Linked DNA regions of Homo sapiens: region 1 is linked to region 2. Evidence: read pairs that join two places in POLR2A ChIA-PET (ENCODE). Cell type or tissue: MCF 10A. All regions are shown on one strand. Links, peaks and the distances in the headings refer to the core of each region. The heading gives the core; the rest is flanking DNA.

Region 1 (15,934 bases), core at 10,890-15,889, 66 kb before region 2:
CATAAGCCACAGAATATTAATAAAAGTATACCCTAAGACACACTTTTTAACAAAGCTTTCAAAAAATTATTTTCTTCCTGAGTAACATGATTAAGCTCAAGTATAAGACTAGCTGTTATGATCATAATAATTTTATATGTGTCGAATTTTTATATCTCCTCTATATACCTATGCATAAAATTTGTTACTTTTGAAACTAGAAATAAAGAACAAAGTAACTTGAAACTTGTGCTATTTTTCTGCTGTACAATAATACAATGCTGGATCAAACTTGAGATAAACACACATGGATGACATTTCAACTAAAATGAGTTGATATTTTTCCTTGCTCATGATGATTGTTAAACAAGTCAAACTTGTTCACATATGTAACGAATTGAAAAAAATGCAGCAGAATGTTTATTGCTTTCCTGTGACTAGCAGGATACTCTTCATTCACAGAAATCCAAAAGTCGTCTAGGAGCAGATGAGTAAGCCTTATCTTGACTGCATGATCAGATGGCAGCTTACTAAGTTATTTTTCCTCTTTCAAAGTCAGGTTCTCAAACTGTAGAGTAGCAGTAGAAGATTCAGAGAAAAGGTTTTTCACCTTTGTGTTGAAAGAAAGAAAAAATACTGTGCCATTTTGTTCTGCGGTTCTTCAAGGTGGCTTTCTATAAAATTTAACTCTTACTAATATCTTTCCTCATTCTTAAACCCAAGTAGCAGTGGGAAAATTTTAAAATTTGCCATTGCAATATGATTTTTCTAAAAATTCAGATTTATATAAATCAAAGAATCTTGTCACTTGAAATCATGCTACTTTCTCCAAGGTCTTATAGATACTCATTCAACTGGTTCATGTGATGAAAAATATTTGCTAAGTAGTTCATTGCTGTAGCCACCACCTTCTTATTCAAAATACTCAGCAAAAGCTGGCCTACCTTGAAAATACTCATGCACTCCAATCCACCTGTCAGCTAAAGCATACTGTTGCAAATCCTTCCTCTGCTAAGCCACAGATTTCTATATGTAGCAGGAGATGTATGTAATCTTTGTCCAAATAATAACACAATTTTTAAAACATTATGGCATGAATTGGTTTTTATTTAACAAAGCCAACCATTTTGTAGTATCATTCAGAACTTTTATCACTTCATCTACAGGGTTATCTCTCTGTGAAGAAAGCAATATGTTGTGACAACCTCAGATCCAAGAAATTCAACAAACCCAGGCACAAGCAACATGAAGAAAATTATAGCAAGGCACAAATCAAATTTCCCCAAACTAATGATAAAGAGAAGATCCTAGGAACCAGAGAAGAAAGCCTTGTTACATATACAGGAACAAAGGTGAGGATGACTTCAGATTTCTCATCATAAAGAATGCATGTGAGAACTAGAACAAATTATTACAGTTCTGTCCTGGTTAAGAAATGACACGTGTTTTGGAAATTCATGTGTCAAGAGCAAATGATAAAGAACGAGACTCCCAGGTGTCTCGTGATATTCTTCCTTTTATCATTCTTTAATTCCCTAAGTATCCTGTGGTTCCTTGAAGCTAGGCAGAGAGCCTCCTTCAGGTCTTTATATTCCCATTGCCAATATGTGTTCCAAAAAAAAAAAGAACACTACTGCGGGGGGAAGCTGTTACTAGAAAACAAGAAAGACCATTATCATTCCCCTTTACTTTTATGCTACCTGTGGATTTTTATACCCACATTGTAAAATATCTATCAAGTGCAAATACACTTAATAGACATAAGTGGAAGAAGTAGAAAGTTCACATGTATGTTAGATATCCAGTTTATCCCTTACATTTTAATAGTCCTCAATGAATAAGCTAATTCAGATAATGAAATATTTCTTTATAGTTATATAAGGGAATCATAAAGTCATTATCCCAGTTTGATTACGCAAAATGTGAGAAATTACTGCATTGTGTGTTTGTGTGTGTTTATGCAATACTATTTACTATGTGCTAAGCATTGTTCTAAGCACTTTACATATACTAATTCGCTTAATCCACATACCAATCCTGTGAGGCAGGTCTTATGATTCTCCTCATTTTGTAAGTGAGGAAACAGAGACGGAGGGTAAGATCACATGACCAGTGTGTGACAGAATGAGAATTCCAACCCAGGCAGTCAGAATCCACAGTCCATGTTCTTTACCACCTCACTATTTTGCCTTTCCACTACACAGTGTTAAATAGGGACAGAACACTGTGAAAACTAAGTTTAGGATGCTAGCCAAGCAGGAGAAAAACCAAAGTGGCCCTTTGCCAATCAGATGTTGTTTTGCTGCATCTGAAGCAACAAGACTTCTAGACATCTTTCTGTGGGAGTTTTAGTACAATCCCATTTTCCCAGGCTCTGGTTTTGTAACCTCGAAGAGCCAAAGGGAGAAAAATAGATTAGCTAAAAGAATTATATTGTTGCCTTCGCTTTTGTGTTAATATAAGATGTGTGTGTGTGTGTCTTTGTTTTTAACAAAAGTTTAAAAAGTAAATAAATAATTTTGAAAGTAGAAAAAAGCTTATAGAAGAAGGATATAAAGAAAGAAAATATTTTTGTATAACTGTACAGTGTGCTTATGTTTTAAGCTAAGTATTATTACAAAGGAGTCAAAGTTTTTTTAAGTTAAAAAGTTTATAAAGTAAAAAAGTTACAGTAAGCTAAGCTGAATTTATTCTTAGAGAAAAAGAATAAATTTGTTTTATAAATTTAGCGTAGCCTAAGTGTGCAGTGTTTATAAAGTGTACAGTAGTGTACAGTAATGTCCTAGGCCTTCCCATTCACTCACCACTCACTTATCGAATCACCCAGCAACTTCCAATCCTACAAGCTCCATTCATGGGAAGTGTCCTATACAGGTGTACCATTTTTGTTTACCTTTTATATTGTATTTTTACTGTACTTTTTTTATATTTAGATACACAAACACTGACTCTTGTATTACAACAGTAACAAGCTGTGCAGGTTTGTAACCTAGGAGCCATAGGCTACACCACATAGCCTAGGTGTGTAGTAGGCTATACCATCTAGGTGTGTGTATGATGTTCACACAAAGACAAAATTACTAATGACACATTTCTCAGAACATATTCCCATCATTAAATGATGCCTTGAGGCAGGAGATTAGGGTCTGGAGGCAGGGAACCTAAGGCCAATTCATACTGACTTCCTAGAACTGAATCAAAAGGAAAACCCCAACTTTCCATGCCCAAGTAACAAAACGACCAGAGGCTACTCCCTTTCCACCGCCACCTTTTCTGTGTGGCAGACGAAAAACTGAAAGTACCTCTGATTGGTCCACTCCCACAACCAGTCAGGTTGGTTGTGGGCCAAGTCTTCTTTTGCACAGGAGTATAACTTTGTAACTTCACTTCAGCCTCTGATTGGTCACTTTCTGCAACTAATCAGACTGATCACGGGCCACTACTTCATTTACATATGGAGTACACCAAGCAACCAATGGGAAACCTCTAGCGGGTAGTTAATCCCCAGAAAATTCTGTAACCAGGCCCTTGAGCCACTTGCTTGGGCCCACTCCCACCCTGTGGAGTGTGCTTTCATTTTCAATAAGTCTCTGCTTTTGTTGCTTCATTATTTCCTTGCTTTGTTTGCAAGTTTTGTCCAATTCTTTGTTCAAAATGCCAAGAACCTGAACACAATAACTAGAGTTGAGAAATACTACTTTTAATTATATAATTATGCTGTTATTTTTCTAATTTGAAAAATGCATTGACTTGTTTTTTTGAGAAGAACTATAATGGGCAGAGTTGTTTATGTAAAAATTGCATTGCACTTTTTCAAAATTACCTGACGTTGAAATACATTCAAAGTAATTGGATACAATAAATGCTTAACCTTTTGCACTACAAAGTTAAGAAGATGAATTATGTGTCTATGGAGCTATGAACTCTAATAGTGTGCTTTATCCCTCTTCCCCTTGCCCTAGGCCCAGCTCTCTGAGAGGCCTAAACTATGTTAAAAATAAAAACGTGAAAAAAGGAAAAGTAATTCAAACTGACAACTGAATGCCCTATTTTCTACTTTTTACTTTTCAATAAGAGGTAGGGGTGTTTCAAGTTTTGCAGACTAGAGCTTGTCAATTTTGGTTAAGTTCAAATCCAGTTTTTCTAGTTGAAAAGTGAAATTAGAGAGCATTAGGTTAGTGTTAGATTTTTTTTAATGAAATTTGTTATTTACAGTGGAAAAATTAAATCTTAATATAATGCTAATTTTCAAGGTGACTGATTTAGGATGTGCTTCACATGTTCACTGTTTCTCTCCCCACCATTTTATTTTTCTCCATTGCCATAGTTAAAATCCAGCACAGGGAGAAGGGGATCATTCAATGTAGACAATGGGTTTCTCCTCTCTCCTTATCCCTTTCAATTCCCTTTTTTTCTTATTCCTATTCTATTTTCCCCTTTCCCTCATCTTCCCACTCTCCCTCCCTTTCCTGCATTTCTCCTTTTCCTTTAGTCAAAGAGAGAGAAGCAGAATTGGTATCTGGAAGTAGTAAAATACAATGATGGAAGTAGGGATTTCCTCATCACCATCACTAAGTTTTGTCACCACTGAAAGCTACTAGAAATAGTCTGCACTTGGCAGATTTTTCATCTCTCATTATCTCCTATTTAATATTTTTAAACTTAAAAAGGTTATGGGCATACAGAACAGCACATAACACATATATGCAGTTTATTCACTGCCATTAACTCTTCACCTGACTAGCCTTTGGATACTACACCCTTCCCTCTGATCTTGCTCTGACAAGGGTCACAGTAACTTAATTGTAATTACTATGTTGATCACTACATTTTATTTTTCAGAGTCCCATTTAGTTCCTTTTCAAATCTGCTTTATCTTTGTAAGTCTCTCCTATTCTTTGCTCATATTTTAAAGCCTCTGTTTAAAATAAATTTTGCGGCCAGGCACGGTGGCTCACGCCTGTAATTCAAGCATTTTGGGAGGCCGAGGTGGGTGGATCAACTGAGGTCAGGAGTTCGAGACCAGACTGGCCAACATGGCGAAACGCTGTCTCTACTAAAAATACAAAAATTAGCCGGCAGTGGTGGTGCACACCTGTAATCCCAGCTACTCAGGAGGCTGACAGGAGAATCACTCGAAGCCAGGAGGCAGAGGTTGCAGTGAGCTGAGAGCGCGCCACTGCACTCCAACATGGGCGACAGAGCAAGACTCCGTCTCAAAAAATAAATTAAATTAAATTACTTTTGCTATTTTTTATATTCTATACCTAAACTTTTGCTACTTTTACATTCACTACACAATAAATTCAGGAACTGCAGTCTGAGCATATCTGATTCTGCTTTCCACTGCTCCTGCTGGTGCTTACTCACAGTGCCTTGTGAGCTCTTGTTCTCTGGAAGTTTATCCATGGAAATTCTTTGAGGCCCATATAAAAGTTGTGTTCCTTCAGAGAGGATTTGGGTTTACTCCTACCAATCTCCTGCAAGCACTACCATCTTAAATTAAATGCTCAGCTTGATGGTTTGGGAACAACACCTAGAGTTAAGTTCACAGTGCAAATCTACCTGCAGTCAGGTTCCCATTTTCAAATTCTCAGGCAAGATGTTTTTATTCCTCCCACCAAAAGCCAAGCTTAAGACAAGAACATTGTCTTGCTGCCTCTCCTGTGCTACAAGTTTATTTCTAATTCTCTTTCACTGTGTAGTCTTTTGTGGTCTCAACCTTATAGGAGACTTCCTCCTGCATTTCCATCTTGGACAGGCTCTAAATTATAGTTCCCTAGTAACTCCCACAGCCATCAAAACAGAATCTGAAAATTACCAGGATTGGGCATATAACCTCCAGTCAAAAGCCAGCTTGGGTATCACTTACAGCCTAGTCTACCCACTTTTTTTGTGGTTTTTTTAACTTAAAAAAAAAAAGTAAACTTTTACTGAAAAAAAGCACAAAGCAGTGCAAATATTCTGAGTATATGTGAAAGCTGGATGAATTTTTCACTACTGAATACTTCTACATAACCACCAGCTAAATCAAGAGAAGGAACATTAGCAATCCTTCCCTCAATCTCCTTTGCAGCCACTAACTCTATCAGGAATAATTATACTCTGACTTCCAACAGAGGTAAGTTATATGTGTATGTGTGTGTGTTTGTATTTTATATAAAATGGCAATGATTTTCACTTCTACTTGTTTTAACCTATGCAGATTCTATACTTTTTTGTCAGCTCAGTGATACATTTAAAATGATAGCGTTTTCTCTTTTTTTAAATTTTAATTTACAGGGCCATGCTAGTCTTCTCTGTATTGTTCCAATTTTAGTATATGTGCTGCCAAAGTGAGCACTTTTTAAATATTTTATCTAGCATTTTTAGTTGTTTTCAGCACAAGCGTCATTCAAGGAATCTAATCTTCTGTACAGGTGGTCAATGACTTTCTTGTTAAATCCAATCGACTTTTCTTAGTCCTTATCCCTTCTTTTTCCTGAAATGTACTCTTCCCTGGCTTCCATGAGCCCACACTCCTAGACAGTCTCTTATTGCATTGATTTTATTAAGCAATTATTTACTGTAGTTATTTGAATAAATGATGCTCTCCTACTCCTTTATTGTAAATTCTTTGAGAATAGAACTTTTATCTTAATCATGTATATAGTGCTCAATATTGTGCTAATTCATTCAATCAACCAATATTTATTGAACATGTTCTATCTGCCAGGACTGTTCAGGGACTGTGTAACAAAATTGCCAAGGCATTTAAGGTCCCTCCTGTCCTGGACCTTAAATTTGTTAGGGCACATTGTAGGTATTCAAAAAAGTGCTAAAATGAATGATACAATGAAGAGTAGCAAGAGCAAAGAAGAAAAGAGGGAAACTGTCAGCCACAAAAGAAGATAAGGTTATGTTTAGAAGAATGGCAATAAAAATGGCCTCAAGAGAAAGTGTTACAATTAGCTGCCTAAGGTGAGTATTCTAGAACCAAATCTAGGTTTAGAGTGTCAGATAGTGCCCACGATGAGAATAAGCTGGCTTAACTGGAGTAGGGAAATTTAGAAATAGGAAGCTAAACAATCTCCAACTGCTTTTGAATATCTTGCTTTTTATTACAGCTCTGCTATGTGTACATACCTCATTTAAGGGCATTGACAAATAAGTGAAGCTGAAGACAATGATTGTAAGAAGTACATTTCATCATTCTCCTTCTCCAAGCTTCTCCCTCAAAGGACAGAGAACTGTTCTCCCTCTCTCTCTGCATTTCAAATCCCTCTTTTATTACTTCTTCAAACATTTACACTTCTGCCTCTCACTTACGTGTGTCTTCTCAATTTCTATCTCTAGGTTCTCTGGGGTTATCTTTGTTTCTTCTCTGTATTTTTCTATTTATATTCCCTTCACTTTTTTCCTTCCTGTCACTCCTATGCCTTTATGTGTCTTGGTAAACTCTTTAAGCGTAGGTATTGAAAGTTCAATTCTTGACATTTTCACTTCTTACATTCTTCTTCAGTGATCATAGCCAGTTTCATGATTTAAACTAGCAATTCTATGTGGCTGAATTCCAGATCTGACTTTCTAGCTCTAACCTTTCTTTCTCTTTTGTCAATCTAGTCAACTACCTCATCAACAGTTTATGAATGCCTGCCATATTGGTTGAATTTCAATGTTCTATGTAACATCATAAAAGTTCACAGCATATGAAGGTTCTTACCAACATTTACTAGGTAGATGGCTCTTGACTTTGTGCTATGTATCTTGCTGACAAAGGCTAGCATTTTCATAATCTGCATTCCTGTCCCCCACAAATCACCACACGGAATTTGAAAAATAAACATCAGTGGCCTTAAAAAGTGCTTTGTTTAAATAAAAATTCTTAAGAATTTAAGCCTTTACTTACTTTGTGTTTGTTTTGGTCTATGATGCTTTGGCTTTCATAAAAAACCCCTAAAGGAATAGTATGATTCTTAAAGTTATTCTGTTGATATGTATAGTGTGCACTGCAAAGCAGAATTTATTAAAGTGAAAAAGAACAAGCTTTTGGTAAATGAGCTCTGTTTTAAGATTAGCACTCTAAATGTGATATTTATTCATTGTAAATATGAAATTACAGAGAAATAATAAGAGAAGATTGACCCCATGTCCTAAAAATGCTAAAATATTGAAATAAACTTTCCTGACTAGTAGATATATGCACTAAACCAAAACCACTCTATAACTCAGGTTTCAACACCTGGTTATTCCTTAAAATGCTACGAAGATAAAACGGAAATCTGTCAACTAAAACTTCATAGACTTTCAAAACTGTTTGCAGTAACCTTCGGAAATAGGAAAGTAAAACAAGTTTCTGGTAAATAAGTAAATTTATTAAATTTGGCAATTGGTCATTTGACTAGTTGATTCTTGACAAACTGACTTGTGTTAAAAGATAAGCTTAGGGCCGTTACAATTTTAAAGAGTCTATTTGAGCAGACAGCAATTCATGAATCAGGTAGCACCAAATCACAAGCAGTTTGGGCTTCACCAAGGAGGCATGAAGAGAGACATGGGGGTTCATGAAAGCAAGACAAAGAAACTATTTTACTGTTTAAGGTGGAGAGTCTCTAGTTGGAGGTTAGTTGAAGGTTTTTGATTGGTACAGCTCCCAATTAGAGCTTTGTTGGCAGTTTCTGATTGGTTGAGTTACTCTGAGTTGGGTTTCAGTTTGCTTATGTAGGAACCCAGAATGCAGCCTAATGGCCTCCTAATTTTTTTAACATCTATAAAAACAGGCAGATAGAGGTAGGCCATCCTGTTTAGCTTCCCTAAACCACCTTGGATCACAGAATTAGATGAGGTTCGGAAAGCTGCTAGAGAGGATTCGCCATGGCCAAGGGATGCAATGGATAGCTCTGTGTCAAGGGCTGTAGTCTGGCTAGGGCCAAATGGGAGTCAAACCCAAACATGTAGTGGGCTTACGGCACCAGTGAGAGCCAAGGTGAGACAGTCTCAGCTAAGCAGTCACTAATGGCCAGTGACTAAGGCAGTGAAAAGCCAACCCACTACTGACACCAGGTTCAGTCTTTAAGGGTAAAAGTCAGCAGGGCAAGTATACAGCCAGAAAGAGCACAGACATTTCTCCAAAGACCAGAGATAACAGAGGGGAGTTCAAGGAGAGCACCTGAGCCTGAGGATTTCACCTTCATGGCAATGCTGAGAGGCTGATGAAGCTGCACACCCCTTTTCCATATACCCACGTGCTGCCTTGAGGAGAAAATTAGGGGAATGCATGAGCCACTTGAGAGACCAAATATTTTTATCAGAGAGGCACTAAACAGAACCTACAAGTACTATTTAAATTATCAGAGTGAACTAAGACTTAAGAGAGATTAGATATTTACACTTCTTCCCTCAGTTACAAATTGGAACTTCAGGTATTAGGAAGCCAGATTAATCACAAATGAAATAAAGAAATTATATTTCTCATTACATATCCAAATTGTAGTATGAGGTAAAATTTGTGATCTTGCTGTGTTTATTGTTCAAATACTCTATATCATTTATTTTTTATCTTCTTGATCTGTCAAAAACAGAATGTTAAGTAATTCCATTACATTTATGTTTCTATCAATTTATCCCATATGACTAATAATTTTTGCTTTATCCCTTTAAGTATTACTTTATTTATAAAATACAGCTTTATTATTATCACCATCATTATGCCTATCATTTATATAAGATAATCATTCTGGTCAAACTTGCTTTTTGCTTAAAATTTTACTTTGTTAGTATATTGCCACTCCTAACTTTCAGTTTATTTGTTCTTTCTTTACTTTAAAATGTTGTGTGGCGTTTTGCTTAAGATATGTCTCCTGTAAACAGCATATGGTGTTTTGTTTGTTTGTTTGTTTTTTAGATCGAGTCTCACTCTGTCACCCAGGCTGGGGTACAATGGCGTGATCTCAGCTCACTGAAACCTCTGCCTCCTGGGTTCAGGAGATTCTCCTGCCTCAGCCTCCCAAGTAGGTAGGATTGCAGGCATGCATCACCATGCCCAGCTAATTTTTCTATTTTTACTTGAGATGGGGTTTCACCATGTTGGCCAGGCTGGTCTTGAACTCCTGACCCCAAGTGATCTGCCCCCCTTGGCCTCCCAAAGTGCCGGGATTACAGGTATGAGCCACCATGCCCGGCCTGTTTTGGTTTAACTTAATACTAGAACAAAGTATTAGACATTTTTCACTCTCCCTATGTTCGTTAAAAACATTACCATGCTTTTATTTTCCCAGTCCATTCTGGGTCTTTGTTAACATAATCTGGGATTTCTATACTCAGACAATATTGCCAAAACATCATCATAGCTTATATTTTAAGGGCTTTTCCTTTCCAAGTTATTTTTCTTATTTCATATTTTTATAGTTTACATTTCTTATTTTTATATATCTTTTATAGCTATACTTACAATTAGATATCTATATTTAAATGGTTTTAAAACTAACTGCCATTTTTTACAAGGCTAACAGTTTCTTGTGTTTTTCAGTTTTTAGTCTGCTAGAGTTTATATATTGTTTTTTAATTTGAGGTAGGTTACATGGGTGATATGATAAATTGCTGAACTCTGAACTCTTGCATAAGACACAATAATTTTCTGTTGCCTTTACACAAGAATAACAAGCTGGGTGGATATAAAATCATTTGCTTACAACTCTTCTCCCTTAAAATCTATGGAGAGTCATCAGTCTCTTCTATCACTTGAGCTACAAAGCAACCTGAAGACAAACTGATCGTGTGTGTGTGTGTGTGTAACTTTTTCTGACTGGATGCTTTGTGAGCTGTCTTGATAGTTTAAAATGAACAATCTCTCTCCATTGATATTCTCTGCTATTCAGTAATTAGTATTCCCACTACCTATTCCTATTTTCAGTTCAAGCATATAATGGAATTTAATTTTGATTATTGCAAATTTAGAGTTTGGGTTGTTTACTTTCTGTCACCTCATCATTTTTATTCCGTGACCTTGTTACTGGTGCCCTGGGTTCTTGAGCTCTCCCATGATAGAAATCAAGAGAGATCACCAAACATAGCAACAAAAGAGTTTTATTCAGCTTGCGCACAAGGGAGTCAGCACTGAAAGGAAAGGGGAATGGGTTAATCCCTGAGGATAGTGTGTGGGTATGTTTTATAGGGCCTTTCTACAGGGAAGGATTACATCAGGGCATGTATATAAGTCTTTCTAGCATTTGTGCAGTGGCTCAACATACTTCTTCATACATTGTATGCATCCTCAGTATTATAAATCTCTACCCCAGGCAAGATTTTTAGCATTAAAAGGAGGAAGGGGTTGAAGTGTCTCCAGATCCCTGAGGAAGTCCCTAGCCCCCTCCATTAAGAACTTGCATTTGATAACTTCTTGGATCTTTTGTTACTGATTGGCTGAGAGTTAGGTAAGCTAGAGCTTGAGTAAGGGGCTTTTGCTCTCTTCCTCCAGTTCATATTCAAACAGGAAACCAACCAACCTGCTTTTCTCAACCTTATCTTCTGCATTCTGGGAAATTGTTTCCAGTTTATCATGAAAATTACTAATTGAACATTTTACAATGTTAATCTTGCTCCTTACCATCTCCAATGAAGACTTTAATTCTGATACTCTATTTTTGCTTTCCTGGAAAGTTGCTCATTTTGGTTAACTCACCATCTCAGTCTGCTGAATGTGTATCTTCAGCATTGCTTCATAGAGCCCATGTATTTTTGCATCTTAATGAAGAAAAGTGCATATTTTCTATAGGTTGTTTCTGTTTTGCAAAGAAAAGCCACTGCATGCTCTTAACTCTGAACTTTCATAATAATTTTCGTAGGCTGTATCCTTTCTCCCTCCCAACACAGAGCTATTAGGGTACATTATTTATTTGTTGGTTGAAGGGTACATAGAATGTTATCCCTCTCACTATCCACTTGGGTGTTCCAAGATTTTCTTTCTTACCTAGACCTCATTTAGAGATGGCCATGAATGTCCTAAGCCAGTGTGTAGTATGGCTATGCTGGACTAAAGTGGGATCTCTTATGTCTGTAATTGCTGGATGGGAATTTATTTTTAAAAATCTGAAGTACTCTGCAATGCAATTTATGAAAATGATGGTACCCTGCAAATATATTGCTCCCAGTGCTGTAAGAAGGCTGTATACCCATATTGATTCTCCTTTACTCTCTACAGTCCTCTATATTGAGACTTGTATTCCCTGAATGTGGGATGTGAAATAGTGGAAAGCAGAGTTGGCTACCTAATTTGCAGGGCCCAGTGCAAAATGAAAATATGGGGCCCCTTAAAATAAAGGTGTTGTTAAAGGTAGTAATATATAAGCATTTCCCTTTCTTCTGCAGTCTCTCTTTGGACCTATCATGCTGGTTTTTTAAATTTGCTATTGAATGTCACACACCTTTGGGCACAGGTACATTTGCTGGACAAGTGCAGACCCTCACAGGTGCCTGTGCCCACCCTGCAGTCCACTGCCACAATAATGCACCCTGTCCTGGCTGGGGGTGGGAAAGCCAATCTCCTCTTCCCATGTGTCTGCCTTCCCAACCCAGAGCAATGGGTAACTACCCAGAGATTACAACCTGTCAGAGCTGCTCAGTACCTGGATTGGGGTGAGTGAGCAGCTCACCCCAGCCAATCCCCACCTAATGCACCACAGCACTATCAGCCTGGGGCAAAATACCTCCTGCCATGCCTTACCCAATATGCCCTTGGGCAACATGCCCAACCTCAACCTCTGTGAATTTGTGCCCAGGCCCCTGCCAGGGGAGGAAGCTGGCAGTGGTCACCAGGCAGGAGTGGGGAGAAAGAAGCTGGGTGGCACTTTGGGAGCCGAGGGGGGCAGATCACGAGGTCAGGAGATCGAGACCATCCTGGCTAACATGGTGAAACCCGGTCTCCACTAAAAATACAAAAAATTAGCCAGGTGTGGTTGCGCACACCTGTAGTCCCAGCTACTCAGGAGGCCTAGGCAGGAGAATCGCCTGAACCCGGGAGGCGGAGGTTGCAGTGAGCCAAGATCACGCCACTGCACTCCAGCCTGGGTGACAGAGTGAGACTCCGTTTCAAAAAAAAAAAAAGGTGGGTGGGATCTGTAGTGACAAAGGTCGCAGAGCTGGCAGCTGAGAGCCGGTCCTAAGAGGCAAGAGAAGGGACCACGTACACCTAGGCCTCAAGCCCCAGTGTGTGTTCCATTGCCCCATCAGACTTCACTTTCCAACCTCTTTTAAATGATTTACAAATCTACTTATTTTAAAAAGCTGTCCAGACCTTTTGTGTTTTTCTGTGCCTGCAAGGACATTTTACTAAGTTAACATAATGCACAGATAATTCTTTGCCTGATGATATTTTCACTCACAATGTTACTTAGACCTTAAGAAAGGTAAAGAAGACTCCTTCCTTTCAACAACTCTGTACTGGTGTATCCAGCACCATGAAGCTCTGAGGCCTCCTCTATTCACTGAAACAGGAGAGCAGACAGGTAGAGTATAAGGAAGTGGAGAACAAGTTTGTTTGTTTTTCTAATAGCTGACTCTAGAATTCTTTTAAGATGACTGTCTGTTAAGGAAAAAAGTCTTTTCTAAGCTGCCCGGGGTAGAGGGTGAGATACAAAGGTTACTTGCACAAGCGCTAAAAGTTGCTTGCTTGCTAAATTGAAGTGCGTGAAACAAAGAGGAATTTGTCTTGCTGAAAGCGGGAGTGAAAATGCATAATGGAGAGGGATTCTCCCTGAGATGACGGAAGGCTCTACGCTCTGGGTGGTCTTTCTATCTCTGGGAGATCCAAATTTATAGAATGTGGGATAATTTTTTTTTCTGAGGTGAAAATACAGAATCTTAAAAATAATAGCCAACACACTTCTCATTCCCAGTAATTCTTGTCCTATAGCTTGACTGCTTCAGGGAAAACACAAATAATGGTGAGAACAAAGAAGTCTTTGCTTAGCTTTGACTTTCAAAGTAGACCAAAGGCAAAAAAAAAAAAAAAAAAAAAAAGAGTGCAGTAGAAACAATAATCTGGAAAGCAAGGTTTTCACTTGCAAGAGCCAGGCTATTTCGGAAAGGAAAGGAAAAAAAAAAAAAGATTTGTGATTCTGAGAAGCTAAGAAACTACTAAGGACTGAAGGGGTTCAGGTCATGCCACCCAAAAACATGCCACTTCGGCATAAGGATTATTTGAGCTGAAGGCAACTGAGAATCAACAGATGCAGGAAGTGTCCTCTGCTCTCCTCTCGTTTGCCTAAAAGTAGGGAACACATTTTCCTTGTGAAAGTATTGTCCTATAACAGAACTTAGGTCTGGCTATTCACAGTTTGAAAAGCCAGATACATGAGATGCCAAGTGTGGTGAAAGGAAAGCAGTTTTAATAAAATGCTAGCAGTTGAGGACATGTCCGGACTCGAGTCTCAAAATGATAACTCAAATTTTAAGGCTGACTGAAGGGGTTTATAAAAGGGAAACCTGGTGTGGGAAACACGCAGGAATCGTATAGAGTACAGGTCTGCATGTCTTGTTCCGATGGCTATCTTGAGTTACTGTCCACCTGGAGTACTAGCTGGTCCCATGTCGACTGTGACCAGGTTGTAGATTAACCACCTTGAGGTAATCTGCAGCTGGGTCTCCAGGCCTGGGCTGTTTCAAGATTAGCCCCTGGAATTTCTTTTCTTTTTTTTTTTTTTTTTGCCCTGTCCCCCAGGCTGGAGTGCAGTGGTGCGATCTCAGCTCGGCTCACTGCAAGATCTACCTCCCGGGTTCATGCCATTCTCCTGCCTCAGCCTCCAGAGCAGCTGGGACTACAGGCGCCCGCCACCACGCCCAGCTAATTTTTTTTTTTTTTTGTATTTTTAGTAGAGACAGGGTTTCACGGTGTTAGCCAGGATGGTCTTGATCTCCAGTGATCTGCCCACCTCGGCCTCCCAAAGTGCTAGGATTATAGGCGTGAGTCACCGCGCCCGGCCAGCCCCTGGAATTTCTAAGCAAGCATACAGTTAGATAAGCATGTATAAGTTGGTCATAAGGTCATGGTATAAGGCAGTGTCCAGGGGGAAGGAGAGAAAAAAAAAGGAAAAAAACCTTTTAAATACACTTTAAGGCTAGTGGGAAGGCTTTAAAATACATTTTAAAGCTGACACTCTTGGTTACAACTCCCCACTGTCAAGTTCCATTTCATTTCTATGGAAAGGGGGTGATGTGCTCCATCTAGGTACTTCCTGCTGAAACGGGGTGCAGTTAAGGTGCAGTGGAATGGAACCTCACCACTTGGAGTGGAAAATATTTGTGAGTCCATGGGCTTAAGGAAGAGATCTGCTAGAGCATCATGGTGAGTGTGTAACTGCAATAGAGTCTACAGCAGCAGAATAAACCTAGCCCTATAATCATGGCTAAAATTATGAGCAACTTTTTTTCACCAAGAGGGGCCTGATCCAAACCATGAGGAGAGCCACTGACTTAGGACATTGTGGGATAAGACATAGCATTAATTTGCTTATGCATGTCTCATAGGGCTGAGGATTTGTTTCCAGAATTATCTAGGATGTACACATACCACTCAGTCTTAATTATAGTGCACATTCTCCCCTATCAATCGTGCTTGGAGGTCCTGTGGGAATATGACAACATGTTGGCTGAACTTACATATTTAACAGGTTGCAGGAGGGGCTAGGAATATTCATGAAGGTGGTCCTGACCCATGTGCATTCAACAAATATGCATGTAACATATGACCCATGTTATTTTGTGGTGGAGACTTAATATTTAAACGTATTACAATTAGGTCCTATACATTAAAAGGTCTTTTCAGGGCAGAAAGGCACGCAAGTGTGCAATTTCTGTAAACCAGCTAGAACTAGCCCATAGTCCGTGGTCTTCTATCAGGTGAAAATTATTAAAGTCAGTCTCGTGTTAATTAAATCTGTAGTTATGGCTGATGGAACAGGGGCTGGGGGCCAGTGAGTTT
Region 2 (15,934 bases), core at 6,870-11,869:
AAAGCAAACAAGTGTCGACTCTATGAATTGGAATGCTAAAGAAGGCTGAATAGAGGTCTATTATTGTCAACCACTTTGAATCAGCAAGGGCATTAGATAATAAAAGTATTAGGATTTGGGACTACAGGAAACCTTAGTATTACAATTTTATTAATTTCCTGTCAATCTTGAACAAATCTCTGACCTCATTCATTGATTTTTTTAAGTGGTAGAATTTGAGTGTCACAAGGACTGGTACACAGAATTGTAAGTCTTTGTTTAATTAAATCTTCTACAGTTGGTGAGGGCCCTTGAATTGCTTCAGATTTTAGTGGATATTGGGGTAATTTAGGCCAAGGTTTAGAATGATCTACTTGAACTTTTATAAGTTCCACACTTTTAATCCTCCCTATATCAGTTGAGGAAGAGACCCATAAACATTCAGGTATTTTAAATAGGTCAGGGGTATTATAAGCCTGAATTTCAAACTTACCAATTTCTAGCTGTAGTGAGCATAATATTTCTGGTTCAGGAGAGTCCAGAAATTCTAACATTAGTCTCCCTCTGAGGAGAATTTTTTTTTTTTTGTGACGGAGCTTTGCTCTTGTTGCCTAGGCTGGAGTGCAATGGTGTGATCTTGGCTCACTGCAACCTCCACCTCCCAGGTTCAAGCTATTCTCCTGCCTCAGCCTCCCAAGTAGCTGGGATTACGCATGCACCACCATGCCAGGCTAATTTTGTATTTTTAGTAGAGATAGGATTTCTCCATGTTGATCAGGCTGGTCTTGAACTCCCAACCACAGGTGATCCTCCCACCTTGGCCTCCCAAAGTGCTGGGATTACAGGTGTGAGCCACTGCACCTGGCCGAGAATTTTTTTTTTAATTGAGACAAGGTCTTGCAATATTGCCCAGGCTGATCTTGAAGTCCTGAGCTCGAGTAATCCTTCCACTTCACCCTCCTGAAGTGCTGGGATTACAGGCATCAGCCACCATACCCAGCCAGAGGAGAATTTTATATGCTCTTTTGGCTTTGAAATTAAGTCTTGCCCTAGCAAGTTTTCTGGAGCATTATCACATGGTAAAATATATGTTTTTTTTTAAATGACCCTAAAGTCAATTGGACAGGTTCAGATATGGGAACTTCTTGAGCTTGATTCGAAACTCCAGCACAGAAATGACCTTCTTATTCTGAGGGATTTGTTCATGTATTAAAGTGGGATTTATGGTAGATAAGGTGGCTCTAGTATCCACCAGGATTGTACAAGACTCTCCACTTATTTTAACTTGTTTCTTTATGTTTATTTAAGAGTATTATTAGGAACAGTTTGCTGGAGAATACCTTAGAACCTCTTACGTGTTGATTATCATCATAAGAGTTAAAATCTCTTGGGCTCTCTCTCGTGGTCTAAAAGGAGGCTTATTGGTGGACTGATATAAAACCCAACCATCTCTTTTCCAGTGTACAAGGTGGAGACACCTTGGGGTAAAGAATTTCTTGTTGTAGGACCTCCTGATTGTGATTTAAAATAAAAATGTGAAAGTCCCTTTAGTCTTGGTAACTGTTGTAATTGGAGTGACATAGGCTTGTTAGCTTTTTGGGTTTTTTCTTTCTCTAGAGTCCTCTCAAAATGTTCAGCTAAGGCCAACCATTTAGTCATATCTGTAATTTCCCATCCTAGTTTATGTTTTTTAATTAAACTACTAAGTTTAGGACAGAGTGCATTTATAAATACAACAGTTAATGCTGTTTCAGTCCCTGCAGGAAATACTCATTGTATTTTGAGCCCAGAGTGTTTCACAAATAGTGTTTCTAAGTGAATTCTGTAATCTGAAACTGGGTCATCCTTTTTGCCTGAAAGATTGTGTGATGAACCAATCAATTTTTTGTGGAAGAATCTTATGAATTGAATTTAAATGGTTTTCAGCAATTTTTCTAGCTCATTTTGGCCCTCTCCATGAGGAGGTTTTGGAGGAGTCTTTAATACCTTCCTCGCATTTGTCCCATTCTGCCTCTATGATTCATTTTCACACTTCGTAAAGCCCTAATATCATGTGAGTAAACTGGCAAAGATGAGGGAGTCCTGGATCATAAGCTCCTATGAGGATTCCACATTCCTTAGTAAAGTTTTGAGGATTTTCCCTTAGATCAAGGAAGTCCTTTACCATGACTCTAAGCTTAGACCATGAGTAAAGGTTATGGCAGAAAGGCCTGGCTGATCAGAGGGCCTTGCTTTGTACGGAGTCTAACTTCTCTTATCACCATCTTCAGGGTGAAAGGGTAATTTAGCAAAGAGGTTAGTGGACACTCAGAGTATTTAGGTAGAGTTGGATAAAGAGAGGGAACAGTTGGGGTTAGTTTATGCAGAGTATAGTCCTCTTTCATCTGTTACTTAAGCTTATTTGTTTTTTGCAAAGAATATTTTAAGGAGGCAGTTTTAAATTTATTTAGTCTTGTAGATGCTCTGCATACCAATTAAATAATACATCCCATTGTTTTTGTGGGTTTTTCATTTTTTTCCTAATATACATTTCAAATAAATAATTTTATCCCAATTAAAACTTCCCCACTGTGGCCATCTTAATTTTAAGTTGTCTCTAGTAAGGTTAGCCCGTTTTTCTGAAAATGGTTAAGGTATGGCTGCTGGGATTGGCTGAGACCCAGCTATGAGATCCAGCTATTGTTACAGAAGCATACTCCTAAGTTAGGTTTTCAGCTTGTTTGCCTATAAAGTTAGGTTGTGGTTTATTCATAAGAACTCCAGTTTGTGAGTCTGGAGGCTTTCTGAGGCCAAATTTAGTTTGACTTAACATCCTATAAAAGAGACTGTGATGAGATTCCAGTTGATAAGTGGGAAAAAAATGAAAACAGTTCACAGAACAGAAAATATAAATGGCTAATGAGGATTTTTTATATCGTTAATTTCACTGAAAAGAAAAATGAATGTAAGTTTAAAATTGAGAAACCATTTTCACTTACTGAATAGTTTAAAATATTAGGAAATATTTTATAAAATATTCATTCTTGGGTAGGGTAGCTTGTAGAATAGAAACTGCCAGAGCCAGTGCATGTCAGGAGCACTGGCCTAGCCCACATTCATGTTCTTTGTATTCCAGAAATTTCACTTTCAGGAATCTTTACAAGAAAAGAATCAGAGCAAGGACAAAGCATTACTTACTGTCACACACAGATAAAATCAGAAACTATGTAAATGTCTAAAAATGGGAGAATGACTAAAGAAACTGTTGTGTGTACAAAAAGTAATACCACTTCTGATTTAATTTGCTTATAGTGTTAGTAACATGGGAGCATGCGTGCCTCTGATACAATTTTAAGTGAAAAAAATTAGGATATAAAATTATCATAAATTAGATCTGCATTATGTTTTTTAACAAGCATAGAAAATATATTGGAAGTAGATATGTTAATTTTTGCAGCAGCCAGCACTGAGACTCACAACAGCCTAACATGCTAAGCTCCCTGGGCCAGGGAAGGGTGACACTCATTTCTATAGCTTGAGGCTGCACTTTTCCCCTGCTAGGGCCAGGGAGGCTGGACAGCTTGGTCCCACGACTTGTCCCCACAGCCCAACAAGCCAGCTGTGGCAGTCGGCAGCTAGAGTGCCTCTTCAGGTCTAACCCTGACCCATCCTTCCTCAGTGGGCAGGTCTTCCCTGCAGGATCTCCAATAACTCCAGCCAGAGGCTGAGGGACAGAATTTGGATCTCCCGGGGCCCAAGCCCATAGTGGGAGGGGTGGCCACAGTCTCTGTGGACCAGCAGACTTAGCCTCTACTCCTGGTAGTTCTGAGGAATCCAGGCAGCCCAGACAAGTGGGTTTTGCCCCAGCAAAATACAACCTCTCCACCAAGGGACAAAGTGCTTCATTAAACGGTTCCTGCTCCCCATGCCACCCAACTGGGTGAGACCCTCCAACAGGGGTTGTCAAACATCCTATACGGGATCAATCCTACTGGCATCAGGTTGGTGCCCCTTGAGGTCAGAGGTCCCAGAAGAAGGAGCAAGTACCCATCTTTGCTGCTCTCCAGCCTCCTTGAGTGACATCTCCAGGCATGGGAGTGAATCCGATGAATAAGGCCTGAAGCAAACCCCCAGCAAACTGCAGCAGCCCTACAGAAGAGGGACCTGACTACTGAAAGAAAAACAAGCAGAAAGCAACAACAACAGCATCAACAACAACAAAAAGGCCCCACAAAAACCCCATCCAAGGGTCAGCAGCCTCAAAGACTGAAACTAGACAAACTCACAATGATAAGAAAGAATGAACAAAAAAATGCTGAAAACCCAAAAGGCCAGAGTGCCTCTTCTCCTCCAGATGATCACGTCTCTCCGTCAAGGGTGCAGAACTGGATAGAGGATGAGACGGACAAATTGACAGAAGTAGGCTTCAGAAGATGAGTAATAAAAAACTATGGTGAGGTAAAGGAGCGTGTTCTAACCCAATGCAAAGAAGCTAAGAACCTCGATAAAAGGTTACAGGAATTGGTAATTAGAATAACCAGTTTAGAGAGGAACATAAATGACCTAATGGAGCTGAAAAAAACAGCATGAGTACTTCGTAAAGCATACATAACTATCAACAGCTGAATTGACCAAGTGGAAGAAAGGATATCAGAGTTTGAAGACTACCTTGCTGAAATAAGATATGCAGACAAGAGTAGGGAAAAAATAATGAAACGGAAGGAACAAAGCCTCCAAGAAATATGGGACTTCATGGAAAGACTGAACCTACAATTGATTTGAGTACCAGAAGGAGAAGGGGAGAATGGAAACAAGCTGGAAAACACAATTGAGGATATTATCCAGGAGAACTTCCCCAAGCTAGCAAGACAGGCCAACATGCAAATTCAGGAAATACATAGAACACCACTAAGACACTCCATGAGAAGAGCAACCCCAAGACACACGATCATCAGATTCTCGAAGGTCAAAGTGAAGGAAAAACTGTTAAGGGCACCCAGAGTGAAAGGCCAGTTTACCTACAAAAGGAAGCCCATGAGACTAACAGCAGAACTCTCAGCAGAAACTCTACAAGCTAGAAGAGATTGGGGGTCGATATTCAACAATCTTTAAGAAAGAATTTTCAACACAGAATTTCACATCCAGCCAAACTAAGCTTCATAAGCAAAGGAGAAATAAAATCCTTTCCAGACAAGCAAATGCTGAGGGATTTTGTTACCACCAGGCCTGCCCTTCAAGAGCTCCTGAAAGAAGCACTAAATATGGAAAGGAAAAACCAGTACCAGCCACTGCAAAAACACACCAAAATATAAAGACCAATGACACTACAAAGAAACTGCATTAACTAGTGTGCAAAATAACCAAATAGCACCATGATGACAGGATCAAATTCACACATAACAATACTAATCTTAAATGTAAATGGGCTAAATGCCCCCATTACAAGACATAGACTGGCAAATTGGGTAAGGAGTCAAGACCCATCAGTGTGCTGTATTCAAGAGACCCATCTTACATGCAAAGACACACACAGGCTCAAAATAAAGGAATGGAGGAAAATTTGCCAAGCAAATGCAAAGAAAAAAAAAAAAAAAAAAAAAAAAAAAAAACCAGGGGTGGCAATCCTAGTCTCTGACTAAACAGACTTTAAACCAACAAAGATAAAAAAGACAAGGAAGGGCATTACATATTGGTAAAGGGAACAATTCAACAAGAAGAGCTAACTATTCTGAATATATATGCACCCAATACAGGAGCACCCAGATTCAGAAAACAAGTTCTTAGAGACCTACAAAGAGACTTAGACTCCCACACAATAGTAGTGGAAGACTTTAACATCTCACTATCAGTATTAGACAGATCAAAGAGACAGAAAACTAACAAGGATATTCAGGATTTGAACTCAGCTCTGGATCAAGTGGACCTAGTAGATGTCTACAGAACTCTCTACCCCAAATAAACAGACTATAAATTGTTCTCAGTGCCACATGGCAATTATTCTAAAATTTACCATGTAATTGGAAGTAAAACACTCCTCAGCAAATGTAAAAGAACTGAAATCATAAACAGTCTCTCAGTGCAATCAAATTAGAACTCAGGATTAATAAACTCACTCAAAACCACACAATTTCATGGAAATTGAACAGCCTGCTCCTGAATGACTTCTGGGTAAATAATGAAATTAAGGCAGAAATTCAAAGAAGTTCTTTGAAACCAATGAGAACAAAGAACGTACCAAAATATCTGGGACACAGCTAAAGCAGTGTTAAGAGGGAAATTTATAGCACTAAATGCCCACATCAGAAAGCTACAAAGATCTCAAATTGACACCCTAACATCACAAAAGAGTTAGAGGCAAGAGGAAACTAATCCAAAAGCTAGCATAAGACAAGAAATAACTAAGATCAGAGAAGAATTGAAGGAGATAGAGACACAAAAAACCCTCCAAAAAAATAAATCCAGAAGATTGGTTTTTTTTGAAAAAATTAACAAAATAGATAGACTGCTGGCTAGACTAATAAAGAAGAAAACAGAGAAGGAAGAATCAAATAGACCCAATAAAAAAATGATAAAAGGGATATCACCACTGATCCTACAGAAATACAAACTACCATCAGAGAATACTACAAACACCTCTATGCAAACAAACTAGAAAATTTAGAAGAAATGATTAAACTCCTGGATGCATACACCTTACCAAGACTGAACCAGGAAGAAGTTGAATCCCTGCATAGACCAATAACAAGCCTGAAACTGATGTAGTAATTAATAGCTTACCAACCAAAAAAGCCCAGGACCAGATGGATTCACAGCTGAATTCTACCAGAAATACAAAGAGGAGCTGGTACCATTCCTTCTGAAACTATTCTAAACAATTTAGAAGGAGGGACTCCTCCTTAACTCATTTTATGAAGCCAGCATCATCCTGGTACCCAAACTGGGAAGAAACACAACAACCACAAAAAAACTTCAGGCCAATACCATAGATGAACATTGATGTGAAAAATCCTCAGTAAAATACTGGCAAACTGAAACCAGCAGCACATCAAAAAACTTATCCACCATGATCAAGTCGGCTTCATCTCTGGGATGCAAGGCTGGTTCAACATACACAAATCAATAAATATAATCCATCACATAAACAGAACCAAAGACAAAAACCACATGATTATCTCAACAGATGCAGAAAAGGCCTTTGATAAAATTCAACATCCCTTCATGTTAAAAACTCTCAATAAACTAGTTATTGATGGAACAGATCTCAAAATAATAAAAGCTATTTATGAGAGATCCACAGCCAATATCATATTGAATGGGCAAAAGCTGGAAGCATTCCCTTTGAAAACTGGTACAAGACAAGGATGCCCTCTCTCACCACTTGTATTCAACATAGTATTGGAAGTTCTGGCCAAGGCAATCAAACAAGAGAAAGAAATAAAGGGTATTCAAATAGGAAGAGAAGAAATCAAGTTATCTCTGTTTGCAGACGACTTGATTTTATATTTAGGAAGCCCCATCATCTCAGCCCCAAAACTTCTTGAACTGATAAGGAACTTCAGCAAGGTCTCAGGATACAAAATCAATGTATAAAAATCACAAGCATTCATTTACACCAACAATAGGCAAGCAGAGAGGCAAATCATGAATGAACTCCCATTCACAATCGCTACAAAGAGAATAAAATACATAGGTATACAGCTATCAAGGGATGTGAAGGACCTCTTCAAGGAGAACTACAAACCACTGCTCAAGGATATAAGAGAGAACACAAACAAATGGAAAAACATTCTATCCTCGTGGATAGGAAGAATCATGATCATGAAAATGGCCCTACTGCCCAAAGTAATCTATAGATTCAATGCTATTCCCATCAAACTACCATTGACATTCTTCACAGAATTAGAAAAACTATTTTAAATTTCATCCAGAATCAAAGAAGACCCCATATAGACAAGACAATCCTAAGCAAAAAGAACAAAGCAGGAGGCATCATGCTACCTGACTTCAAACTATACTACAAGGCTACAGTAACCAAAACAGCACAGTACTGGTACCAAAACAGACATACAGACCAATGGAGCAGAACGGAGACCTCAGAAATAACACCACATGTCTACAACAATCTAATCTTCGTCAAATCTGACAAAAAACAAGCAATGGGAAAATGATCTCCCATTCAGTAAATGGTCCTGGGAAAACTGGCTAGTTATATGCAAAAAACTGAAACTGGACCCCTTCCTTAGACCTTATACAAAAATTATCTCAAGATGGATTAAAGACTTAAATGTAAAACCCAAAACTATAAAAACCCTAGAAGAAAACCTAGGCAATACCATTCAGGGCATAGGCATGGGCAGAGACAAAAATGCCAAAAGCAATGGCAACAGAAGCCAAAATTGACAAATGGGATCTAATTAAACTAAAGAGCTTTTGCACAGCAAAAGAAACTATCATCAGAGTGAACAAGCAGCCTACAGAATGGGAGAAAATATTTGCAAACTATGCATCTGACAAAGGTCTCATATCCAGAATCCATAAGGAACTTAAACAAATTTACAGGAAAAAGACAAACTACCCCATCAAAAAGTGGGCAAAGGATATGAACAGACACTTCTCAAAAGAAGACATTTATGTAGCCAACAAACCTATGAAGAAAAGCTCACCATCACTGATCATCAGAGAAATGCAAATCAAAACCACAATGAGATACTATCTCGAGCCAGTTAGAATGGCAATTATTGAGAAGTCAGGAAACAACAGATGCTAGAGAGGATGTGGAGAAATAGGAACGCTTTTACACTGTCCGTGGGAATGTAATTAGTTCAACCATTGTGGAAGACAGTATGGAGATTCCTCAAGGATCTAGAACCAGAAATACCATTTGACCCAGCAGTCCCATTACTGGGTATATACCCAAAGGAGTATAAATCATTCTGCTATAAAGACACATACACACATATGTTTATCGCAGCACTGTTTACAATAGCAAAGACATGGAACCCACTCAAATGCCCATCAATGATAGACTGGATAAAGAAAATGTGGTACATATACACCATGGAATACTATGCAGCCATAATAAGGAACAAGATCATGTCTTTTGCATGGACATGTATGAAGCTAGAAGCCGTCATCCTCAGCAAACTACCACAGGAACAGAAAACCAGACACCACATGTTCTCACTCATAAGTGGGAGTTGAACATTGAGAACACATGGACACAAAGGGGAAACAACACACATCAGGGCCTGTTGGGAGGTTGGGGGTGAGGGGAGAGAACTTAGAGGATGGGTCAATAGGTACAGCAAAAGAAAAAAGAAAAACAAATTGACAGAAAAAATGGTAACAAAAATAAAAATAGGATAGTTTCCTTTTGGCTTACCTGAAGTGGCTATTTTAGCTATTAGTTCAAATATTTGTAAATTTTAAAATCTATCAAATTTTCTAGTGACAGCATGTGGAAGAGAAAGTTATTGAAAAGTCAGTTAGCTAATTTTTCAGACTGCAAATCACATATGTAGAATTATGGTTGTCTAGAAGTATGTTGTTTATGTTTATCATCAGTATATTTTTATAAGACAACTCATACATAATTAGAAGTAGTAACGGCTACATAAAATAGAGCATTTTCATTTAAAACAATTCTGATGGGGTAGCATGGAAGGAAGAAAATTTTGGTAGAATTTAGCTGGTTTCTAAGGAAGAGTAGAAGAGAAAACTGCCTCAGAAAAAATGAATAATGTGCCTGCAGTTTTAAACCTGAGTCTGAATACGTACATTTTGCTTAGAGCTGTGTGGAATCTGGGAAGCAAGTCTGTGTTTTCACTTTATGCACTGTTGGTTCTATTAATGAAAGCCACCAGGTGACTGGCAGTTTTCGGAGTCAAAGAAGCCTGTGTGTAGGATCTAGGGAGTCAGGTTTGAAAAAAAGATGTCAGCGACTTAAGACCCGTGTCACGTGACTCCCTCTACTTGCCAGCACTGAGGCTGTGGATCAAATTTCAACTCCAGGCAGTCCTTCCAGCCATGTGGGTTCAGCGGAAAGAGAAGCAAAACCACTCTTCCTAAAATGTTAGAAGCTGCTCTTCGCTTACCTTGGGGCCTTTGCATTGGGAGCTGTTTTTCACATCAAAGAATATGTGCTGAATGGAATTTTAGTATTTTGCTGTCGTTTTAATATTTTCGTCTGGTCTTCCTCAGTTCTTCCAGACGCTTTCTGAGAGAATGGGGGCAGGAGCTCTAGCCATCTGTGTAAGTATAGGCCTTCTTCTGTCTTCTGTGTTTACTGCCAGTTTTTAGGAGAGGGCCTTGCCTTCCTTGTTTTGATGAGATGTTTGTGTAACTTATTTTTCCTTCCCAGGAGGTGGGGAAAGATTTGTTACTTAAATTCCTATCTACTTAAATGGGTATTAGGCAGGATTTGGGATGGCATTCAGCATATTTGTGCACTTTAGTTTCCAAAAAAGGTGAAAGATGCATGCTGATTTATTCCGTTAAGTCAACTTGATTTAAAGTAGAGCACTTTCAAGCATTTTAGACTTTCTTGTCCCTGAATAGTTAAACATGAATGCTTCATTATAGCTATTAGAGAAATCTTGTGGCTAGCTTGAGGAGGAATTGAAGTAACCATTAATTTATTACTTTTGAGTATGTGTGTGACATTTTTCTGTTTTATATTTCTATTTTCGTTTAGTAATTCTGGAGTTTCTGTTTCAGCATGATTGCTGAAAGTGATGGTGGAGAAGCTCAGTTGATAAATGTTTGTGTATCCTTAAACTGTAGAAATGAATGGTTGTTATAACACAGTAGCATTAATAAATAACACTGAAATAAAATCCTTGGGAAAATGTGCATATTTCTGGAGTTTTAGAATTTTTAGAATTTATGAATTTCTAAATTATTCTGCTGGTGCTTGTACAAAACCTTTTGTAATAATCAAAAATTGTCAATTATATAATTTGCAGAATGCTGTAATTTAAATTTTGATTGTACTATATAGAAAATGCATATATCTGTATGAGAATTACACATATTTATGTTTCAAGTTGCTATTGTATTCCATAGGGACATTTTATTTTCTAGAATGTATTAAATGAGAAATATCTTCTTCCTTATTATCACCTTAACTGCTCACTTAAAAAATCACACTCAGGCCAGATCCTCTTTTTTTGTGTGTGTTTCAGAAAGAGCTGCAATTTGCTGTAGCTTCTGATGGCATTCTGAAGTGTTTAGAAATATCTGAGCAATTTTTGACACACAGACACCAAATGGTCACCAAATGGTCACCAAATGGTAGACCAGCCCTATAGATTAAGTTTTCTTAGTGAAACTGCAGGATGACCTTGTTTCCAGGCTCAAAACTTTTCAGCACCATGTATGTCACTCTGTCTTCCTTTTAACTCTGAGGCTTAGTAGCATCCAGGTATCCATGTGGTTATTCTTTTTTTATCACCCCAAAGAGTTTCCTTCAAAATCTGATTTATCTATGTGTAAAATACTGACTTTTACTTTACTGCAGAGGTGGCCCTTCTATTTTTCTAGCTTTATAAAAGAAACAATACAGAACTGAAAATGTGTAGAATGAGGCAGCAGATAGGTCATGAAGATTGGTAGTCATCTCTGATTGTCTGATTAGATCTTTACTTCTTTCCCTTGACCTGCAATATATTGATCTCTACCTTGACTGGAATGCACACTGACTCATGTATAAAACTTTATATTTTCCCTTAATTTATATCCAAAGCATGTATAAAATTTCAGTTAAAGTTGACATAAAAATCACACAGTGTAAGAGATTATTCACTCTGGTAGATGAGTAATTCTCAATCATTTCTACCCTTCTCCTTAAGGTTGGCCTTTGATTGTGCTGTCTTGGTTTTACTGTAGGAGGAAATACATTTTCAACAGTTGTACCATAGCATATCTGGAAAAAGATAGCTTTTGGAGAACAACAAAAAAAATTTTAAACATCGTGACAAAAAAGGGAGAACTAAGTCACACATTAATACATTCAATGAGCTGATACACTACTTTTTACTTTGTGTAGGAGTGAAGAGAAAGCTTTTCCTCTGCCCTTTCTGCAATTTTATTGAAACAATTGGCAATAGATTAATAGGAGAAAAAGAGTTACAAATTTATTAATATGTATATGGATATGAGAGCCCCTCAAATATGAGATTCAAAGAAGGGCCAGGTGGTTGAAGCTTAAATGCCTTCTTTTTGGGGAAGAGAGAAGTAGGGAGCTGCAGGTAATTTTAGAGAGGTAGTAAATAATTTTTAAAGTGAATGAATGGGTTCAAAGAGCATGGCCTGGGACAGCGTTTCCCTGAGCTATGGTGAGGTGGTGGAAAGGTGAGGGGTGGAATGAAGGTTGTGTTTTTATGCAGATAAAGTCTCCCAGCCAATCTCTTGGAGCTGTCCTCAGAAGAATAGATGAAAAGTCAGTGTGGATATGGTGACAGCTTTTAGTCTCTTTTCTGATGGTTAATTTTTCATGGTTATTTGATGAGATTCTCAGGAAGTAGATCTTAAGACAATTGCATTTCTTTTGGAAAGAAGCTTCCTTAATCAGATAAGGAAATTCCAGAGAGAGTCACTCTCAGTGCTTTAGGAAAGAAAAAGAGAGACTGAGGGAGGGCAGGAGAGTGGAAAGGCAGAGAGAGACCTTGGTTCTGAGGCTTATTTCTGAGACATTTTAATTAAAAATACCCAGCATGCCAAAGCACCATATTTTGGGGTATAGCTTTTTGAACCCCAACATTTAGGACTTACATACTTATACATATATGTAGCAACTACTGAAATATCCTGCTGCTGAAGACATTAATACTTCAGACAGTATAATGAGTACTAGATATCTGTAGTACGTACGTGTGTGTGTGTGTGTGTGTCTGTGTGTATCTTTGTGTGTCTGTATGTGTGTGTGGACTCTTGAAGTGGGACACAAATTGGTTCCAATAAACTCAGTTTCTATGTCCATTGACTAACCTACTTTATCTTCCTCATTTCTTTTCTTTTTTAAACTCTTTGCCATGTTGTTAGTGTTAAGAAATTTTGCTGCTCATGATACTGTTGTAGGCTCAAAAATGTATTGCCAATCATGTGTACAAAGAAAATTTAGCTGCTTTACTGTAACAAATCTATTTTATTTTCAGTAAACCACCTATTCTGAGGTGGTGTAGGGAATTACAGTTGCCAGTTCATGTTATTTTAGTCTCTTCTAATTTTAAATGTCACTTTTGGATGATTCTGTTTCTCTCAGGTGAATCCTGAGTCAGATTTTCTGCTTCTCCTGCTGTTCTATCCAATGTGGCATCAGGATATATTAAAGATTGGTGGGCTGAAAGTGGGAGTTTGCATATTCTAGTGGATGAAGAAGGAGGAGTTGAAATGCATGTGTAGATTCTTATACTCTGGATATTATGATTTCTGGTGAATTTAGGTCTCAAATCTATGACTGGTCAATTTGTGAATTGGTTCTCTTGGTAATATCAGTGCCTAACAGTCCACCCCACCTGATTTGTCCCCAGTTCATGCTGGTGCTGATAATTTCAAGAATGCCCCAGGCCTCGTAGCCTTTCTCTCTAACTTGGGGACCTCTGCTTCTGTAGTCTTACCGCCTGGTACCATCAACTACCTTCCATGTATCCCATAGCGCAAGCAGGAACGTACAGTCGCGTTACAGAAAGGTCATATACCAAATTAAAATATGCCATTCATGGGATTTATTGAATCAACTTAAATCACAGCAAGAAGAAAGAGGAAAAGGATGAGGTTAGGTTTATCTTCTTTGACAGGGCTTAAGTGGGAAGAAAGGACCACACTCCCTGAATTCTGTGTTATTTAACGTTCAAATGTCCTGTTGCTCTTGCCTTCTGTGCCACATCAGCCTTTCCTGATCATGGTAATTATCAGTTCATGGAAAGATGTATGGCAAACACCATTCTGATGAGGTCACAGATGGAAATGAGGAACATGTTGTTGGAAACTGGAGGAAACATGATTTTTTGTTATAAAGTGGTGAAGAATTTGACTGAATTGTGTTTGTGTTCTAGTATTTTGTGGAAGGAAGAACTTGTGAGCAATGAAATTGGATATTTAACTGAAGCAATTTCTAAGTAAAGTGCTGAAATGGTGGCTTGGTTTCTCCTCACTGCTTGTAACTGTTTAACTGCTTATAGTTTACTCAGAAGAATAGATGAAAAGTCAGTGTGGATATGGTGACAACTTTTAGTCTCTTTTCTGATGGTTAATTTTTCACGGTTATTTGATGAGATTATAGTTTAAGCAGTTTCCTCCCCCTTGGTTTCTCCTGACTGGCATATGGTTCTTTGTACATATGTGAGAAGGGATAAATGACCTAAAGATGGAGTTGTTAATCAGAAAGGAAGCAGAACTTAAAGATTTGGAAAATTCTCAGCCTATCGATACTATTAAAAATAAGATAGCCAGTGGGGAGAGAGAGTTCTAGGTGGGGAACACTAAAAGTGTGGCCAAGCCATTGTTTTATAAGGAAATTAATATGTATCAGCCATGTCAACAGAAGCCAGGAGGTATTCTCCAAGATAACGGAAGAATTACCCCAAAGGCAGTTTAAAAATCCTCAGAGCTATTACTCTCATCCCAGGCCCAGAGTGCAAGTTCCTTGAAGGAAGAGTAGTTTCAAAGGAGGGACTACTGTGCCTGGTGCTTGTGGGACTTCAGAAAGTGCTACCCAGGGGGTGGGGGGAGGGGGGAGGGATAGCTTTAGGAGATATACCTAATGCTAAATGATGAGTTAATGGGTGCAGCACACCAGCATGACACATGTATACATATGTAACTAACCTGCACATTGTGCACATGTACCCTAAAACTTAAAGTATAATAATAATAAAATAAAATAAAGTAAAGTAAAATAAAATAAAAGAAAAAAGAAAAAAGAAAAAAAAAAAAGAAAGCGCTGCCCAGAACCTCCTTACATCTTAGGCTCAGCTCCCACACTCTAGTGCCACACTTTATAGCTGCCCCATTGTGACTCCAAAAGGCTCAGTGAAGCAGGGTGGCTGCCCTTCCAAAGGGTACAGGCAGCAAACTTTAGTGACCACATAGAGCTGTCTCTGCCGGTGCCCAGAGTGCATGAGACATAGTAGCCTGGCTGCCTCTACATAGATTTCAAGGATGGGACCAACATTTCACGGAGCCACAGTGTGAGATTTAGGCAGAGAGTTGCTGCAGGACCAACCCACCAAAGCCATGGGGGCAGGAGCACCTAGAGACTTAGGGGCTCAACCTCTGCCCAGCAAAGATGTGGAGGCAGGTCCCAGTGGCCTGAAGGTCAGAGATTGAGCCAAAAAGGATTATTCTTGAGCCTTAAGATCTAATGAAATTTTGTTCCATTGGGTTTTGGATTTTTTTCAGGACCTGCCATTCCTTTCTTCTTTTCTATTTCCCTTTCTTGAATGGGAGTGTTTATCCTATGCCTGACCCACCTTTGTATTTTGGAAGCACGTAACTGGTTTGATTTCACAGGCTCACAGCTAGAGAGGAGTTTGCCTCAGTATGAATTGTACCTTGAGTCTTACCCATAGTTGATTTAGATGATATTTAGATGAGACTTTGGATGTTAGACTTTTGAGTTGATGCTGGAGTGAGTTAAGATTTTAGGGACTGTTGAGATGGAATGAATGTATTTTGCATGCGAAAAGGATACGAATTTTGGAGGAACAGAGGTGGAATGCCATAGAGTAAATGTTTGTACCTCCAAAATTCACATGTTGAAACCTATTCTCCAATGTGATGATATTTGGAATTGAGGACTTTGGGAGGCGATTAGGTCATGAATGTGATGCCCTCATGAATGGGACTATTACCCCTATAAAAGAGACCCCAGAGAATTATTTGACCCCTCTGCCATGTAAAGAAACAGCAAAAAGATAGCCATTTGTGGAACCAGAAAGCCAGCCCTCATTAGACACTGAATCTGTAGGTGTCTTGG

The links. Peaks named below come from ENCODE experiments on the same cell type or tissue, not always from the same donor. Only the 100,000 strongest peaks of a DNase experiment are listed, where the experiment ranks them.
Region 1: POLR2A ChIA-PET joins it to region 2 with 32 read pairs; 6 of 35 experiments call an interaction of 5 or more read pairs at or near these places.

Annotation. Positions count from the first base shown.
Region 1 is chr4:89,121,240-89,137,173 of GRCh38, reverse strand. It overlaps the pseudogene RNU6-907P. Among named protein-coding and RNA genes, the nearest start is that of TIGD2, 18 kb to the right of the region's middle. In MCF 10A, for the core only: no CTCF peak of the experiment used is centred there; a DNase peak (open chromatin) is centred at 13,523.
Region 2 is chr4:89,051,213-89,067,146 of GRCh38, reverse strand. FAM13A (family with sequence similarity 13 member A) reads left to right here and starts at 9,962. Exons shown (of 24, transcript NM_014883.4): 1 at 9,962-10,209. The coding sequence starts at 10,183. RefSeq lists an enhancer at 10,099-10,661. In MCF 10A, for the core only: no CTCF peak of the experiment used is centred there; a DNase peak (open chromatin) is centred at 9,926.